Linked DNA regions of Mus musculus: region 1 is linked to region 2. Evidence: chromatin loops called from intact Hi-C (ENCODE). Cell type or tissue: heart. All regions are shown on one strand.

Region 1 (8,000 bases), 140 kb after region 2:
GGGGGCAATTTATCCCCTGAAGTTTCAGAACTCCTGAACTAGAGAGATACGTTGTGCCCCAAGCACCCCACTTCTGATGGCAGAGGCAGTCAGATCCAAGAGTTTTTGTGCTATAGGGAGGTACACTCAGTCCCAAGGCCCCTAAACTACCACATAATAGTTGCTTTGGGATACAAGATCTGCTGGGGAGATTCACCCTCTCTTGGGGTTACCAGCTGGAGACACAATCTCCTTTCTCAGGGACCTGAGTTCCATTTCCAGCCCCCGTATCAATCAAGAGGCTCACAAACACCTGTAACTCCAGCTTCAAGGGATCCAACATCCTCTTCCTGTCTTCACAGGCGCTTACTCGTGCCCCCCCCCCCCCCCCGCGCACAAATACACACACACACCCATACACACAAATAAAAAACAAGTAATATTTAAAGGAACGAAATAGAGTTTCAGGGGTCAGCAAGTTAAAAGGCATGGCGTGAATGTGCCGGCTACGCAACCATCTCACATGGCGAGGCAGGGTGCACACGGCCCACATCACCAGCACCCAAGCTTCAAAGGCATACATCGCAGCAGTTGCAGGCAAAAATGCTCATTCCTGGGACGTGCGTGGACTGCTCCAGGCACTGGAGTAACCTAGGAGGATGCCTTGAAGCCTTTAATAGAAGACACACATGCCCTCAAGGCCATGACTGTGTAATCAGAGGGAGTTTATATTCAGCAAGAAACCTGGAGTCAGTCAAGTCATGGTGGAGTGAGCTCGTAATCCCAGCACTCGAGAGCTACAACAGGGGGATGAGGAGTTCAGGGCCATTCTGGCCGACATAATGAGACCCAATTTGTCTCTGAGAGAGACACTGTGGAGGGGCTGGACTGGCGGTTCGGGTGGTTAAGAGCACTGATTGCTGTCCCAAAGAACCAGGATTTCATTCCTAGCACCCACATGCTGTCTCACAATCACTTATAACTCTAGACCCAAGGGATTCTACAGACTCTGAGGGCGATAGATATGCAGGTATACATGCTTACATACTCATATATAAATACATACACGCTGGGCATGGTGGCTCACGCCTTTAATCCCAGCACTTGGGAGGCAGAGGCAGGCCGATTTTTGAGTTCAAAGCCAGCCTGGTCTACACAGTGAGTTCCAGGACAGCCAGGGCTACACAGAGAAACCCTGTCTTGAAAAACCAAAATAAATACATACATACATACATACATACACACACACACACATATGCAGGCAAAGGCACTCATACATACAAAATAATTTAAAATTTTTTCAAAAGTAAGAAAACAAACAAAACACATAGGGTTGATGAATAAAGGTATTTCTGCCAAGACTGACGATCTGAGTTCGAGCCCCAGATCCAACACAACAGGAGAAAATCAGCTCCCACCAGAGCACATGAATAAATTTAGGAGGCTCAGGCTGGAGAGATGGCTCAGTGGTTGACTGCTCTTCTGAAGGTCCTGAGTTCAAATCCCAGCAACTACATGGTGGCTCACAACCACTCATAATGAGATCTGATGCCTTCTTCCGGGGTGTCTGAAGACAGCTACAGTGTACTTACATATAATAAATAAATTGGCCAGGCATGGTGGCACATGCCTTTAATCCCAGCACTTGGGAGGCAGAGGCAGGAGGATTTCTGAGTTTGAGGCCAGCCTGGTCTACAAAGTGAGTTCCAGAATAGCCAGGGCTACACAGAGAAACCCTGTCTCGAAAAACCAAAAAAAAAAAAAAAAAAAAAATCTTAAAAAAAAATTTAGGAGGCTCATGACTAATACAGACACTTGGGAGGCATAGGCAGGATGACCTTGGTGAATCTGAGGGCAGCCTGGTCTACACAGAGTTCCAGGCTAGCCAGGGGTACACAGTGAGACTTTGTCTCACAAAATAAAAAAACTACAAAAACAAAGCCAGCTGTAATGGCACACACCTTTAATCCTAGTACTCAGGAGGCAGAGGCAGTCTGATCTCTGTGAGTTTGAGGCCAGCCTGGTTTGAATAGTGAGTTCTAGGATAGCCAGAGCTGCATAGTGAAAGACTGTCTCAAAAAACCATATTTTTTTGTTTTGTTTTTTGTTTTTTTTTACAACAAAAATCTAGAGGAAGTGGATGGACTCCAGCAGGAGGCAGAGCTTCAAGTGAGGAGAATGTGGGAGTGGAAGAGGGACGAAGAAACGTACAGATCATATGTGCACTGGGAACAGAGGCACCGCCGCGGCGTCTAGAGCAGCCTACGGGACTGTCAGAAGGGACACTCCAAGAAGGACAGAAGAAACTGCTGAGTTGGGGGTCTGCCTATGGTGGCCTGCCGATGTCTGTTTTAGAACTAAGCAGCTGGGTGGGAGTCCCACAGAGTCTGAGAGAAGGTCCCTGTCACCCTCACCAGGAAACGAGATTTAACTTCAGCTTTCCACTCGGGGTCCAGGTAAGAACCGCAAAGACTGCCGGGCTGTTCTCTAGGGATCCCTGTATCCCTCCTAAGCTATAGGATTGCATTCTCCATGTTAAAGCCCAGGAAATACAGTCCCAAGAGTCCAGAGACACAGGAGGGTGAGGAGGCTGGCTTTATACTCCAGTCTCCTGAGTCTAATGCCTGGCTCTTTCCCTGGCGTCCACACCCATGGCTTTCCAGTGTTCCTTTCAAACGGGTGGAGCTATTGCTATTGTGTGTTTACTTATTTATTTATTGTGGTACTGGGGATTGGACATAGGATCTCATGTATACAGAGCTACATAGCCCTCATTAATTTCTAATCATTCGTGTGTATGTGTGTGTGTGTGTGTGTGTGTGTGTGTGTGTGTGTGTGTGTGTGTGTGTTAACACAACGTCCTATGTAACCCAAGCTGGCTTCTATCTAGCTCAGCTATGGAACTAAGGATGACCTCGAACAAGTCATCTTCCTGCCTCAACCGAATGCTGGAATTGGACGCACACTATACAGCCTCTTGCATGTTAGATAAGCACTCTGCCCACTGAGTGATATCCCAGGCCTCTTTATTACTAATTACTGCTTTGATGACCAGGCTCCTCCCTCCAGGCTATTTGCACAGTCGGTTCAGAAAAGACAAGTCCGGTGCGCCCCCGCGCGGTCACTAAAGGAAACACACGTCCTGCTGTGGCAGGCGCCTGAGTGGGAAAGGTGAGGTCTGTGTGGCGTCCCCTGTAGGCTGCGCTAGACATCGCAGGCGAGTTAATCTGTGGACGCCGCGGGTGACTCGCTCACTCACCTGGTGCCTTGTTAGACAATCAGCTGAATCATGGTACACAACAGTGGGAGCAAGGAGGACAAAGGAAAGGCAGGGAATAACATCGTCTCTTGTAAACTACGAAAAGAGGTCAGTATCCCCTCTCCCCCTTTATTTCTGAGATTTTGATTGTTTGGTTTGGTTTTTTTGAGACAGGGTTTCTCTGTGTAGCCTTGGCTGTCCTGGAACTCTCTCTGTAGACCAGGCCTTCAACTCACAGAGATCTGCCTGCCTCTACCTCTCAGGCACTGAGGCTAAAGCCGTGCACCACCCAGCTGTTTTTCCATTTAACATACACATCTAACATAGAAGCAAAACCTGAGCCAGGAATGGTGGCACACGCCTTTAATCTCAGCACTCAGGAGGCAGAGGCAGGCAGATTTCTGAGTTCGAGGCCAGCCTGGTCTACAAAGTGAGTTCCAAGGACAAAAAAGAAAGAAAAAAGGAAGCAAAACCTGACCTCGAGGGAGATTAAGTGATCTATCAAGAGAGTTGTCTGGTTGGTTGCTTTGTTTGTTTGTTTTTGTTTTTGTTTTTTTTTCGAGACAGGTTTCTCTGTATCGCCCTGGCTGTCCTGGAACTCACACTGTAGACCAGGTGGCCTCGAACTCAGAAATCTGCCTGCCTCTGCCTCCCAAGTGCTGGGATCAAAGGCTTACGCCACCACCACCCAGCTCAAGAGAGTTGTCTGTAATCTGTACAGAAATCTGCCTGTGGCCATGATACAGTTCCTGGGGAGTATGCTTGAGAGAGTCGAGTCTGTGGTTCCCGCCACCCTGACCATAAGCCTCCCGGGGTCCAGGATAATGACACCTAAGTAGAAGACAGGGGTGGGGGAGGAGGTATCGGATGCTAGGTGCTATCAATCCTGCAAGTGTGACTCTTTTTTGTTTTCTTTTGTTGTTGTTGTTTTTGGTTTTGGTTTATTTTTCGAGTGTTTTTCTTTTCTTTTTTTCTTTTCTTTTTTTTCTTTCTTTCTTTTTTTTTTTTTTTTTGTTTGTTTTTTTTTGGTTTTTCGAGACAGGGTTTCTCTGTAGAGCCCTGGCTGTCCTGGAACTCACTTTGTAGACCAGGCTGGCCTCGAACTCAGAAATCTGCCTGCCTCTGCCTCCCGAGTGCTGGGATTAAAGGCGTGCGCCACCACACCCGGCTGTGTTTTCTTTTTCTAATAATTAATTTGTTTTTATTTTATGCGCATTGGTGTTTCATCTGCATGTATATCTGTGTGAGGGTGTCAGGTTCCCTGGAACTGGAGTTGCAGTGGTGAGCTACCATGTGGGTGCTGGGAATTGAACCTGGGACCTCTGGAAGAGCAAGCAAGCAGTGCTCTTAACCATTGAGCCATCTCTCCAGCCTCCAAACTTATTTTCTTATGGACAAAGGGACTTCGGCAGGCTTCACCGGTCAGGAGAGTTCTGAGGATTCGCTGTAATGATGCAGGTAAAGTGTCTACTTTGCATCCGGCATGGAGTATTGCTTAATTGTTTATCTGCATGCTGTGCACTGCTGGGGCTTGAACCCACACATGCTGGGTAAGCGCTCTGCCTGTTAGGCAAAGGCTGTGCACAGACTTACTCCTCCAGCTCCAACCACTGTTTTATTGAAAAGCTGCAGGCTAGGGATGCAACTATGAACTAATATAAGTACTGTTCTTGGTACCTGTAATGCCTGCACTTAGACGACTGAAGCAGGGGATCTCAAGTTCAAGGACAGCATGAGTTACTTAATAGGACTAGAAACATTTTAAAGTATCTATCTAACTATCTATCATCTATCTATCTATCATCTATCTATCTATCTATCTATCTATCTATCTATCTATCTATCTATCTACACAGGGATCCTCTGTGTAACCCTGGCTATGCTGGACTTCCCTCTGTAGACCAGGCTGGCTTTGAACTCACAGAGATATGCCTGCTCCTGCCTCTAGAGTACAGGGATTATTAAAGGCAGGCACCGACACTGTCCAGCTATAAAAATATGGGTTTTGTTTGTTTGTTTGCTTGAAAGATTTGTTTATTTTATGTGAGTATATTGTCACTGTCTTCAGATAAACCAGAAGAGGGCATCAGATGGTGAGCCACCATGTGGATGCTGGGAATTGAACTCAGAATCTGTGGAAGAGCAATAAGTGCTATTAACCACCTGAGCCATCTCACCAGCCCCAAAAATATGTTTTTAAAAAAGAAAAATTAGAGAATGTGCTTAGCATCTAAGAAGACTGGGTTCCATTTTCAGCTTGAAAGAAAAAAAAGAAAGAAAGATTTAAAAGTATCTATATAGGGGCTGGAGTGATGGCTCAGCAGTTAAAAACACACACTACAGGGCTGCTGAAATGGCTCAGTGGGTAAGAGCACCCGACTGCTCTTCCAAAGATCCGAAGTTCAAATCCCAGCAACCACATGGTGGCTCACAACCATCTGTAATGAGATCTGACTCCCTCTTCTGGAGTGTCTGAAGATAGCTACAGTGTATTTACATATAATAATAATAATAATAAACACATGTACACAGCTACAGTGTACTTACATATAATAATAAATAAATCTTTAACAAAAAAAAAAAAAGAAACAGGGTTTCTCTATGTAGCCTCAGCTGTCCTAGAACTTGCTTTGTAGACCAGGCTGGACTCAAACTCATAGAGATCTGCCTGCTCCTCCTGAGTGCGAGGATTAAAGGCATGTGCTATTACCATGTGCTATTACTGAGGGCTTCGAAGTTTTCAAAGATTTTTTTTTAAAAAAGATTTATTTAATTATTTCATGTATGTGAGTTCACTGTCCTTGTCTTCAGACACACCAGAAGAGGGCATCAGATCTCATTACAGATGGTTGTGAGCCACCATGTAGTTGCTGGGAATTAAACTCAGGATCTCTGGAAGAACAGTCCATGCTCTTTTTTTTTTTTTTTTTTTTTTTTTTTTTCAAGACAGGGTTTCTCTGTGTAACCCTGGCTGTCCTGGAATTCACTCTGTAGACCAGGCTATCCTCGAACTCAGAAATCCACCTGCCTCCTCTGCCTCTCTGCCTCTCTGCCTCAAGTGCTGAGATTAAAAGCATGTGCCACCACTTCCTGGCTCAAAGTTTCTAAATAGACAATGATGGCTAAAATTCTTGGGCCCATGATGAAACTCTTTTTGAGTTCATTCTCACAATAAACCTTTGCTATGAGTTGGGTTGCCCAGTTCTGTGGAGACCAGAGCCAGTGAGTGAGGTAGCTTCCCACGAGCACCCAGTGAATGCAGCACAGAGTCAGGCTCCACCTAGCCTCTCGCTTTCCAAGCCTGGATTCATATCCTGCTTCAAGACACAGTGACCCTGAGAGTCCTGGAGGGCACCTCAGACCCATTTATTTTCTTCCTCCTTGGGACAGTTTCAGGACAGTGTCACTACAGGAAAGCTGAGCAGAATGGCTTCCCCTTGGGTTAGGTGACAGGGTTTTCAGAGCAACTTCACACCACCAACTCATGACAGAGCCTCTCATCCAGTCACAACAGTCCTGTAAAGAGGGCGTTGGAGGGTGCATTTTACTCTCAGAGAGCCAGGGCCTAGGGAACATTGCTCCCATAATTATTTAGGGCAGGCTCTACAGCTTGGGGGGGGCACAGTTATTAATGTCTCCCATGCTGCTCCCGAGTGCTCCCCACTTCCTAGGTCACCTCTGTGACAACCATAGTCTCATGTCCCCCATCTTCCACAACCAAGACTGAGTAAGAATGCTCATGTCTCTCTTCCTTTTTCTTTATCTTTATTTATGTGTATATATAGGTCTTAGATACTGTTCTATTGAGACATCATGACCAAGGTGACTTACATAAATAAATAAATAAATAAATAAATAAATAAAGTTTGGTTACAGTTCCAGAGGGCTAGTCTATAACTATCTATAACCATGGAACAGTAACGGAGAACTTATGCTGAGACAACAACCACAAGGCAGAGGAAAATGACTGGGAACGGTGAGGGCTTTGGCGTTTCCTGATGTTGCCTCAAAGCCCACCTCCACTGACACACCCCTAATCCTTCCCAAATAGTTCCACCACCTGGGATCAAGCATTCGAATATGAGTCTACAGGGGCCATTCTCATTCAAACTATCATAATATATACGTCTGTGTGGTCATATGCCACCTGTGTGCTGGGAGGTGGCACACACCCTTAATCCCAGCACCCGGAAGGCAGAGGCAGGTGGAGCTCTGTGAGTTCCAGGCCAGCCTGGTCTACAGAGTGGGTTCTAAGACAGCCAGGGTTACACAGAGAAACCCTATCTTGAAACAAACAAGCAAGCAAGTCAAAGTATGCCACATGTGGGTGCCCATGGAGGGTCAAAAAAGAATGTCAGAATCCCTGCAGGTCGAGCGACAGGTGGTTGTGAAATATTTGAGCTACGTTAAGAACTGAACTCTGGGGCTGGAGAGATGGCTCAGTGGTTAAGAGCACCAACTGCTCTTCCAGAGGACCTGAGTTCAATTCCCAGCAACCACATGGTGGCTCACAAACATCTGTAATGAGATCTGATGCCCTCTTCTGGGGTGTCCGAAGACACCTAAAGTGTACTCACTATCTATCTATCTATCTATCTATCTATCTATCTATCTATCTATCTATCTATCTATCTATTTATCTATCTATCTGAAATAAATAAATAAAAATCTTTTAAAAAAAAAAGAAGAAGACGAAAGAACTAAACTCTGCCCTGTAAGAGCAGCAGGCGCTCCTAGCTGCTGAGCCATCTCTCCATCTCTT
Region 2 (8,000 bases):
GCCACACGTGTAGCCCAGCCTTGGAAGATGTATGTATGTGTGTGCCTCTGTATGTGTGTGTGTGTTTGTGTATACCTCTGTGTGTGAATATGTGTATATGTGTGCCTTGTGTATATGTGTGTGTATGGGTGTGCCTGTGTGCCTCTGTGTGTGTACTTGTGTGTGTGTGTGTACACGTGTGTGTGTGTGTGTGTGTGTACACGTGTGTGTGTGTGTGTGTGTGTGTGTGGCATGTATAGATAGATGTTTTGTTTGCCTGTATGTCTGTGCACCACGCGCTTGTCTTGTGCCTGAGGACGCTGGAGAGGGCATCGGATCTGTATCTCCCAGAACTGGAGTTACAGATGTTTGTGAGCTGCTAAGAGGTTGCTGGGAACGGAATCCGGGTCCCCTGAAAGAGCAGTCAGTGCTTTTAACGCCTGTGCCGTCTGCCCTGCCTCTCTCAGAGGTATCTAGTCATTGGTGCTCACTTAGCGTGTCTCCCTGAAACGTGAGGCCCATGGAGAGCTGGCCTTGTTCATAGCATCTAGGAGGTTCTCAGCGAGGGTTGAATGAGTGAAGCTCCCATAGCCCCATCTTCTCTTGCAAGCTGCTCAGGACAGTCTTTTTGGTTCTCTCGCTCCCCGTGTTTCAATCCAGTGCCAGTCACTCTCCTGCCTCACATGCACGGCTTCCCCTGCCTCCCCTCCACATGCAACACTATGTTCTCTACCTCTTCCCCAGCCTTCCTGCTTTATCTCCTAGCTGGCCCATGTATCGCCTTCTCCTAGAAGCCCTCCTTGCTAAGACCTTGGGAACTATGAACCTAGCCAAGCCTCACCATAATGAGGACATCAGAGACTAATCTCAGAGATATGACAGACCAGTGTCTCCTGGCTATACAACCCACAGCAAGCCCTTTTCTCCTTCTGAACATCAGTTTCTTCAGCAATGACATGGACATAACGTTCCCGACCATAAGCGTTGTGAGGACGATGGACTGTGGAAAGCGTTGGTAAATGGTGGGTCAGTCCCTGGGTTTCACCACTGCCCCTGGGAGCATCAAGCCCCTTATGTCTTTCAGAGAAGAGTGTCCTCATCTGTAGGAGGAATATTAATCCTGCAATATGGCTGCCCTGATCACATCCAAAGACCTTCCTGGTCTGTGTGATCTGGCTAGAATGCAGACAACCTCTCAGTACACACCTTTAATCCCAAACAATGTAAGTAAAGTTAGTTTGTAAAAGGAAGCAGCCATGTTTGAAAGTGATGTCAAGTTGAGTGGCAGACAAAGTGACAAATCAGAGATATATAGGATACACTCGACTCTCCAGAGAAGAGAGAAGGAAGAGAGACAACACAAGAGGAAACTGTGCAGAGAGAGAGGGAGAGAGGAGAAGGAGGCAGGTTTTTTTGGTTTTTTGTTTGTTTGTTTTTGTTTTGTTTTTTTCGAGACACAGTTTCTCTGTGTAGTTCTGGCTGTCCTGGAACTCACTCTGTAGACTAGGCTGGCCTCGGACTCAGAAATCTGTCTGCCTCTGCCTCCCAAGTGCTGGGATTAAAGGCATGCGCCACCACGCCCGGCTTGAAGGAGGCAGTTTTACCAGGACACTTAGAGAGACAGATGAAAGAGAAAACAAGCTAAACACAGGTGAAGACAGAATGAGCCAGAGAAGGAGAAGGAGCCAGAAGATTAGAACAGATGGCCAAAGTTAGTATGAGGTCAACCAGAGCAGTTCAGTCAGAGGCTGAGAGAGAAGTCAGATGGAATCAGTCAGCTTGTCGAGGAGTTTGAGCCAGAACGGCTGAGCTGAGCCAGCCAGCCAGAACTCAGAGAGAACGAGAAAGGGTGAGCTTCTTCATCGGCGAGTCTCGGAGGCTGGAAACATTCTAGGCCCAGATTAGATTGTACAGAGGCTAGAAGCTTCCAGAACTAGGCAGAGGTTAGCAGAGGGAGGCAGTAAGCCTGGGAGACAACAGTTACATCAGGCAAATAAAAAATGCTTTTACACTAATCCTCTGAAAGGTCCTTAGAGGTAAGGGAGGTAAAAGGTCAAATCAGGTCCTGAACTTGAAGCCATGGATTTTAGACACAGCTCCATAGTTCATTGTCTGGGTGGTTGCAGCCATGTCCCTTAATTCTCTGAGGCTCAGCTTCTTGATCTAGAGCTGAGACTAACGACGCACATCAACCTTAAAATCCCATTAATGCAGGTCAAGAGTGAGTGCTCTCTCATTGTACCTCAACGCAATCCCCTGCCTTCTCCTGAGTCTTGTCTCCCTGTGACTTGGGGCTGTGTCTAAATACCACAGCGTTGGCTCAGGACTTTAATCCTGAGCACTCAGGAGGCAGAGGCAGGTGGATCTCTGAGTTCGAGGTCAGCCTGGTCTAGAGAGTGAGTTCCAGGACAGCCAGGGCTACACAGAGGAACCCCATCTCAAAAAGCAAAAAAACAAAAAACAAAAAAAAAACAAAAAAAAAAAAAAACAAAGAGCAGAGTAAATGTGAGCCAAGTCTGCTCCAAGATCAGATAAAGAGCCTTCTAGATGGAAAACTGTGATCTGCTGTGGGGGACCTGCCGCCTAAGATAGGCTCCCAGACTCTGGACAGCTTTGACACCCACGGGGGTCCAAATGTTGGTGAGTCCCCAGGTGTGACTTCAGGGACATTCAGCCCCTCCAGACTCCCCCCTTCTCCTTCTCTAGTTCAAGTGTTTGTGTGTTCTTTCAGGATGTTGCCTGGAACCCGGTGCATAATGGGTATTCAATAAATACATGTTTGAAGAATGAATTTGTTCCATAGAGTCAATAAACATTACTGAATACCTACTGTGTGTCTGGTTAAGGTAGAAAGCACGGGATGGCGTATATAAAACAAGTGGTGCTGACAAATGCCTTCCCAGGCTCCCTCAGGCCATCTCCAGGCCCTTTCAGTCTTCCTGCTTCTAACTAGCTCCTACTGGGTGCTAGACTCCACGCCAGGGCTTCCTCCAGAACCGAAACAATGTCCAAGCACCTCATGAATCCTAGGAAGGCTACACCCCACCGCCACAACGCTCCAAATTCTCCAAGTCTGCCATGACCCTTCTAACAGCGACGACCCGCAAGCTTTTCCTCCTAGCTCCCAGGCGGTGAACACTGGCTGCCCTTTCCCCCCTCCTAACGCCCTACATCCGCCTGGGGTTTTTCCCAGAACTGCCAGCAGGTGGCGCAGAGGTTCTCCTTTCCCCATCACTGGACTATAGGCCAGACCCCACCAGGACCCTCTCTCTCCTTTTTCCTCAGTCAGGATAAAATTGGATCCTATGACCTCTATCTGACCCCTCTCTTTCCTGCTGCTCGTGCGATAGCCAACCGAAGAGACTCCAGTTGCTCCTGCCAGCCCCCTGGTAGTCTGGGGAAGGCAAGGAGGTCCTTGGGGGTTAAGCTGCAGCTGGTAGGGTGGGGTGGGTAGGGCAGAGCGGGCAGCACCTAACAAAAGAGAAAGAGAAAAAGAAGAGGGAAGGTGCCCTGGCTGGGCTACCATCCCGGAAGGTCCAAGTCCTAACAAGGCCCCCCCAGGACAAGGTATGTGGCCAAGAAAACAGATGGTGCTGGGGTGGGAGGTCAGCCTGCCTAGCATGGAGTCCTGGGGGTACAGAAGGCTGGGTGTTGTGAATGGAAAGCTCAGCAGAACCCCCTGCCCCCCACACCTCATTCTTCCCAGGGGATCAGGTAGAAACTTGGGGAGAAAGACTCCTTGGGTAAGCATTAGTACAGGAGGGGTGTATGTGTGTGTGTGTGTGTGTGTGTGTGTGTTTGCCTTATGGGGGTGTGTGTGTGTGCACCAAGCTCTAGGTTCTCTATCTCTGTGATTCAGTTTCTTCTTCATCTAAAGTCTAGGGATAGGATGGAAGATCTTAGAGGCTTCTGTGAGATGCCTCTCTGGTCTAACCTCACTCCTTAACCTTGGCTCTCTGACTGCGACTCCAGCCCAAGAAAGTAAGAGGCTGAGGCTGGGGAGCCTTCTGCTGTCCTATAGGGATTCTCCTTAGGGCAGGACAGTAAATGTGGGGTGGAGGCTCCTCTCTGCCTCTAAGGCCATCAAAGGAGTAGCCAGAAGGGTGTGTGAGGACAGGCTGGCACCTGGCTGTTCCCAAGGTGATGGAAAAAAAGGGTTATCAACGTGTGCTAATTAGCTGGAGCTATCTGCCACATCTTCCAGCCCCTACCACTTTAGAGCCATTAGCTAAATCACTGCTCAGTCAGGTCAGAATGGATATAGTGGTCCCGAGAGCGTCCAGAAACCACAGCCCTCTGATCTTGGAGAAACACGGTTCCAGATTGTTCTTTTAATAATCTAGAATGTGCCAGTTTTAGAGAGAGAGAGAGATTCTAGATGCTGGAGTGTTGAAGTCACTCTGGGTGAGGAGTGTGTGAAGTTGAGCCCACCTTGGATTCAAATCCTGCCCGTGGTGGGTCCTTGGACAAAACAAGTTACCAAACTGCAGTATCCACCTACATGAGACGCCCCGCAGCAGAGTGGACCTGAAGGGGCTGCAGAGAGAACCAAGTCCCAAACCCAGCCAAGGCCTACAGAGTGTCTGCGCCTGACAGATATTCGCAGTGCTCTCGAGGGGATTAAAAATAGGCACAAGAAAAAGAAAGGACTGGTCTGAGGTCTCAGCTAGACCTCCAGGGAGTCAGAGGAGAGCCTCTTCGGCCCCAGTACACACATTCCCCAGAGTACCGAGTCTGTACCCCCCTTACACTCTACAGCTCGTGTGTGTGTGTGTGTGTGTGTGTGTGTGCCTGGGGTGTGGGCTGGAGTGAGAGATGGGGTACAGATGGGCATCTCCCAAGCACTTGCCCTCCCTCTTCCCTAAGGAAGAGCGGGACCGGGGCCAGGTCAGGGTTAAGGCTGGGACTGACCGCGGCACGGTGCTACGGGTCCTGCATCGGTCAGAGAGCGTGAGCCGCGGGGTCCCCAAAGCCCCTGGCTTCCCGGGAGCCCACAGAGTGAAGAGCGGGGACAGGAGTGGGGGCGCCCTCGGTCCTCACCCCGCCCCCGCCCTCTCCCCGCAGCGGGGGCGCCCCGCCCCCCAGGCGCCCGACGTGGACGCGGCCGCTGCCGCCGCCGCCGCCACCACCGCCGCCGCCACCACCGCCGCCGCCGCGCGGGAGTCGCTGTCCGCGGAGCCGATATGCAGGCGGCGCGGGGCGGCGCGGGGCGGCCGGGCCGGGAGGGCCGCGGGCTGGAGCGTGAGTGCGAGCGGTCACCGGGCCCAGGAGTCGCCATGCCCCCAGGGCCGTGCGCCTGGCCGCCCCGCGCCGCGCTCCGCCTGTGGCTAGGCTGCGTCTGCTTCGCGCTGGTGCAGGCGGGTAAGGGGGCCTGGGGAGGGGGACGAGGGAGGGAACAGCTTCCCCTCCCACGCCGCCACCGGGAAGTCCTCGGTTCCCTTCCTGCTCCCTGAGGACCTCCTGTGTCACCTGGTCCCTACTCTCCTAACCTGACCCTAGCGCCTCCGAACCTTCTTGACCCCTAAACCCGTCCTTCAGCTTCCAAACCTCTGCCAGTCACCTCAGCCCTGAGTTTTTAAAGCTCTTGCGGCTCCTGGTCCCTTCAGGTCATCCCCTAACCCTGAGTCTTTGCCTCAGCCACCTTTTCTGGCCCTGAGAGCAGCTGAGGACACTAGTGCCCCACCTTGGGCCTCCCTCTGTATCCCCAAAGATCTCTCAGGGACCCATAGGCAGCTAGCTGCGCAGGAACGACTATGAAGAGAACTGTAACCTGAGGTTGAAGGGTGTTTGCGGGGACCGTGGGCGGGGGCGGGGGGCGCAAACCCTGCTGCAGTTAGTGTCTGGCCCACCCCATGGGGCTCTGCCTCCCTAGATCACCCCAATCCTGTCCCTCCTGGCAGCTGTTGCTGCCTCCCTCTCTTTCTCGCCCTGCTTCTGTCTCCTTGCCTGTCTCCAATGTTCCACTTGTCTGCTCTCTGGTTCTGTGACCTCAGCCACCTGTCTGTGTCCTTCTGTCCCTTTCCATCTGAATGTCTGGCATAATCCTGAAGCCTTGAGTCCACTTGTCTGAGGGGTATGGGGCTACTGCTCAGGGCCAGGGCTTCTAATCACAGCCCCTGCCCTCTTGCATGATATAACCCCGTGTGACTCTACTCCCCTCTCCTGGAAGGTCCTTTCTGCCCTGCTCCTCTACTGCTCTCCCACTTATCTCTGACGTTTTCCCCATTCACCATCTTCCTTCACCCAGAAGGCCTTGCGCTATCTTGGTGTCTCTCCACCAAGGGACCCTGTTCTGAATGTCCCCTCTTCTCTAACTTCCTCTATTCCTCGCACGTGAGGACCCACAGAGTATGGAGAGGCTCACATAGACCCTTCCCCTTAGGCGCCCTCTGCCCAGCTTACCATGTGAGGTTGCCCCTCAGCTCCATGCCAGGGCTCAGCCCCTCCTGGCTCTTCATCTCAGGGTCTGTCTCCTTCCCTCAAGGTCACTCACTTGACAACATGAGGCTATAGAAAGTGCAATGGACTAGGAGTCCTTGTGGCTGCTTTTTCTCAAGCTAATCAGCTCCTGAACTCCATTCAGCTATTCCTCGCTCGGTGCCCAACCACCTATCCACTAGCTCTCGCCTTGGTTCAAGCCCAGGTCCACCAATTTTATTTTAGGACCCTTGGTTTGGCCAGTCTATAGCCAGCAGGAGTTTCTATGCTAGTCACAAGGAACCTGGGGCCTCTCAGCCACTGAGGAACCGAGAGCCATGTGGCCCAGCTGAGACCTTGGATCCTTGTTTCTGTTCACATAGCCTCCCCCAGCTTTCTCTTTCTCATATATGATGGGGCTGGGCCTTACAGCAGGGCACGCTCAGACTCAGGTGCTTCCCTGCCCTGCAGACAGCCCCTCAGCCCCTGTGAACGTGACCGTCCGGCACCTCAAGGCCAACTCTGCCGTGGTCAGCTGGGATGTCCTGGAGGATGAAGTGGTCATTGGCTTTGCCATCTCTCAGCAGGTAACCCTTGAGGGTGCTTAAGGGGAGAGGGCATATCAAGATGGTGACTGGAAACTGGGCGCATATGGTATTTCATGCTGTAATCCCAGAACTCAGAAGGTGGTGGTGGGGGGGGCGGGGAGTAGTAGAAGGACTTCAAGTCCAAGGTCAGCCAGGCATGGAGGATGATGGTAGAGAAACAGAAAAGGAAAAGAAACCACAGGGCAAGAGAGACGGTAACAAGTTGTATATCTAGCTTAGAACTGGGGTCACAGAAGGTCCTTAGTTCCTTGGACAAAGGCTCAGGAGGTCTTGGCTGGGACATGGTAATTCAGAGCAAGGGTCTGACCTCAAATGCTTGCTCCTCAGAAGATGCGTGGCCCTGGGCAACACTCTGACCCCTCTGAACATGTTTCCTTAGCTCTACTGTGGAAATAAGGCTGTTCTGGGTGGCGGGAATGTAACAGCCATGAAGAGGGGGCTTGTCACTGTCGAGGTGGGCAGATGTGGGGTTGGTGCCCTGCATGCTAACATAGCAAGCTCTCTCCCCTTTCTAGAAGAAGGATGTGCGGATGCTCCGGTTCATTCAGGAGGTGAACACCACCACCCGGTCCTGCGCTCTCTGGGACCTGGAGGAGGACACAGAATATATCGTCCATGTGCAGGCCATCTCCATCCAGGGACAGAGCCCAGCCAGTGAGCCTGTGCTCTTCAAGACCCCACGCGAGGCTGAAAAGATGGCCTCAAAGAACAAAGGCAAGCACGGGGCAAGGAGGGTGAGTTAGGTGAGGGAGGTTGGGCAGGGCAGGAGGAAAGACAAGCGGCTCGAGAGATGAAGAAGGGTTGATTTCGGCCCCTGGAAGGAGACTGCCATGCATGCTTTCTCCTTAAGATTGAGTCCAAATGCTGTCGCCCCAAAACAGCCTTCACCCTGTTCCTGGGTCTATGTTGGGTGTGTTGGCACTGACAGAGGCACTTCTTGTTGTGGGCTGCTGGGCCCTGGAGGAGTGGCTCGGGAGGAACGGAGCCCAGGGCTAG

What was found. Peaks named below come from ENCODE experiments on the same cell type or tissue, not always from the same donor. Only the 100,000 strongest peaks of a DNase experiment are listed, where the experiment ranks them.
Region 1: a loop joins it to region 2, with 10 times the contacts of the local background. A loop is called at or near these places in 16 of 42 quality-filtered maps.

The regions. Positions count from the first base shown.
Region 1 is chr4:129,273,545-129,281,544 of GRCm38, forward strand. It overlaps Gm12976 (a long non-coding RNA gene), which reads left to right. Exons shown (of 3, transcript XR_868184.3): 2 at 2,111-3,346. Among named protein-coding and RNA genes, the nearest start is that of Sync, 10 kb to the right of the region's middle. In heart, no CTCF peak of the experiment used is centred here; a DNase peak (open chromatin) is centred at 3,107; H3K27me3 peaks cover 1,405 bases.
Region 2 is chr4:129,131,824-129,139,823 of GRCm38, forward strand. It overlaps Fndc5 (fibronectin type III domain containing 5), which reads left to right and starts at 5,176. Exons shown (of 6, transcript NM_027402.4): 1 at 5,176-5,340; 2 at 6,868-6,983; 3 at 7,520-7,718. The coding sequence starts at 5,256. In heart, a CTCF peak has its summit at 3,182 (motif pointing right); DNase peaks (open chromatin) are centred at 3,168, 4,879, 5,528, 6,078 and 1 weaker place; H3K4me3 peaks cover 2,453 bases; H3K27ac peaks cover 2,228 bases; H3K27me3 peaks cover 5,370 bases.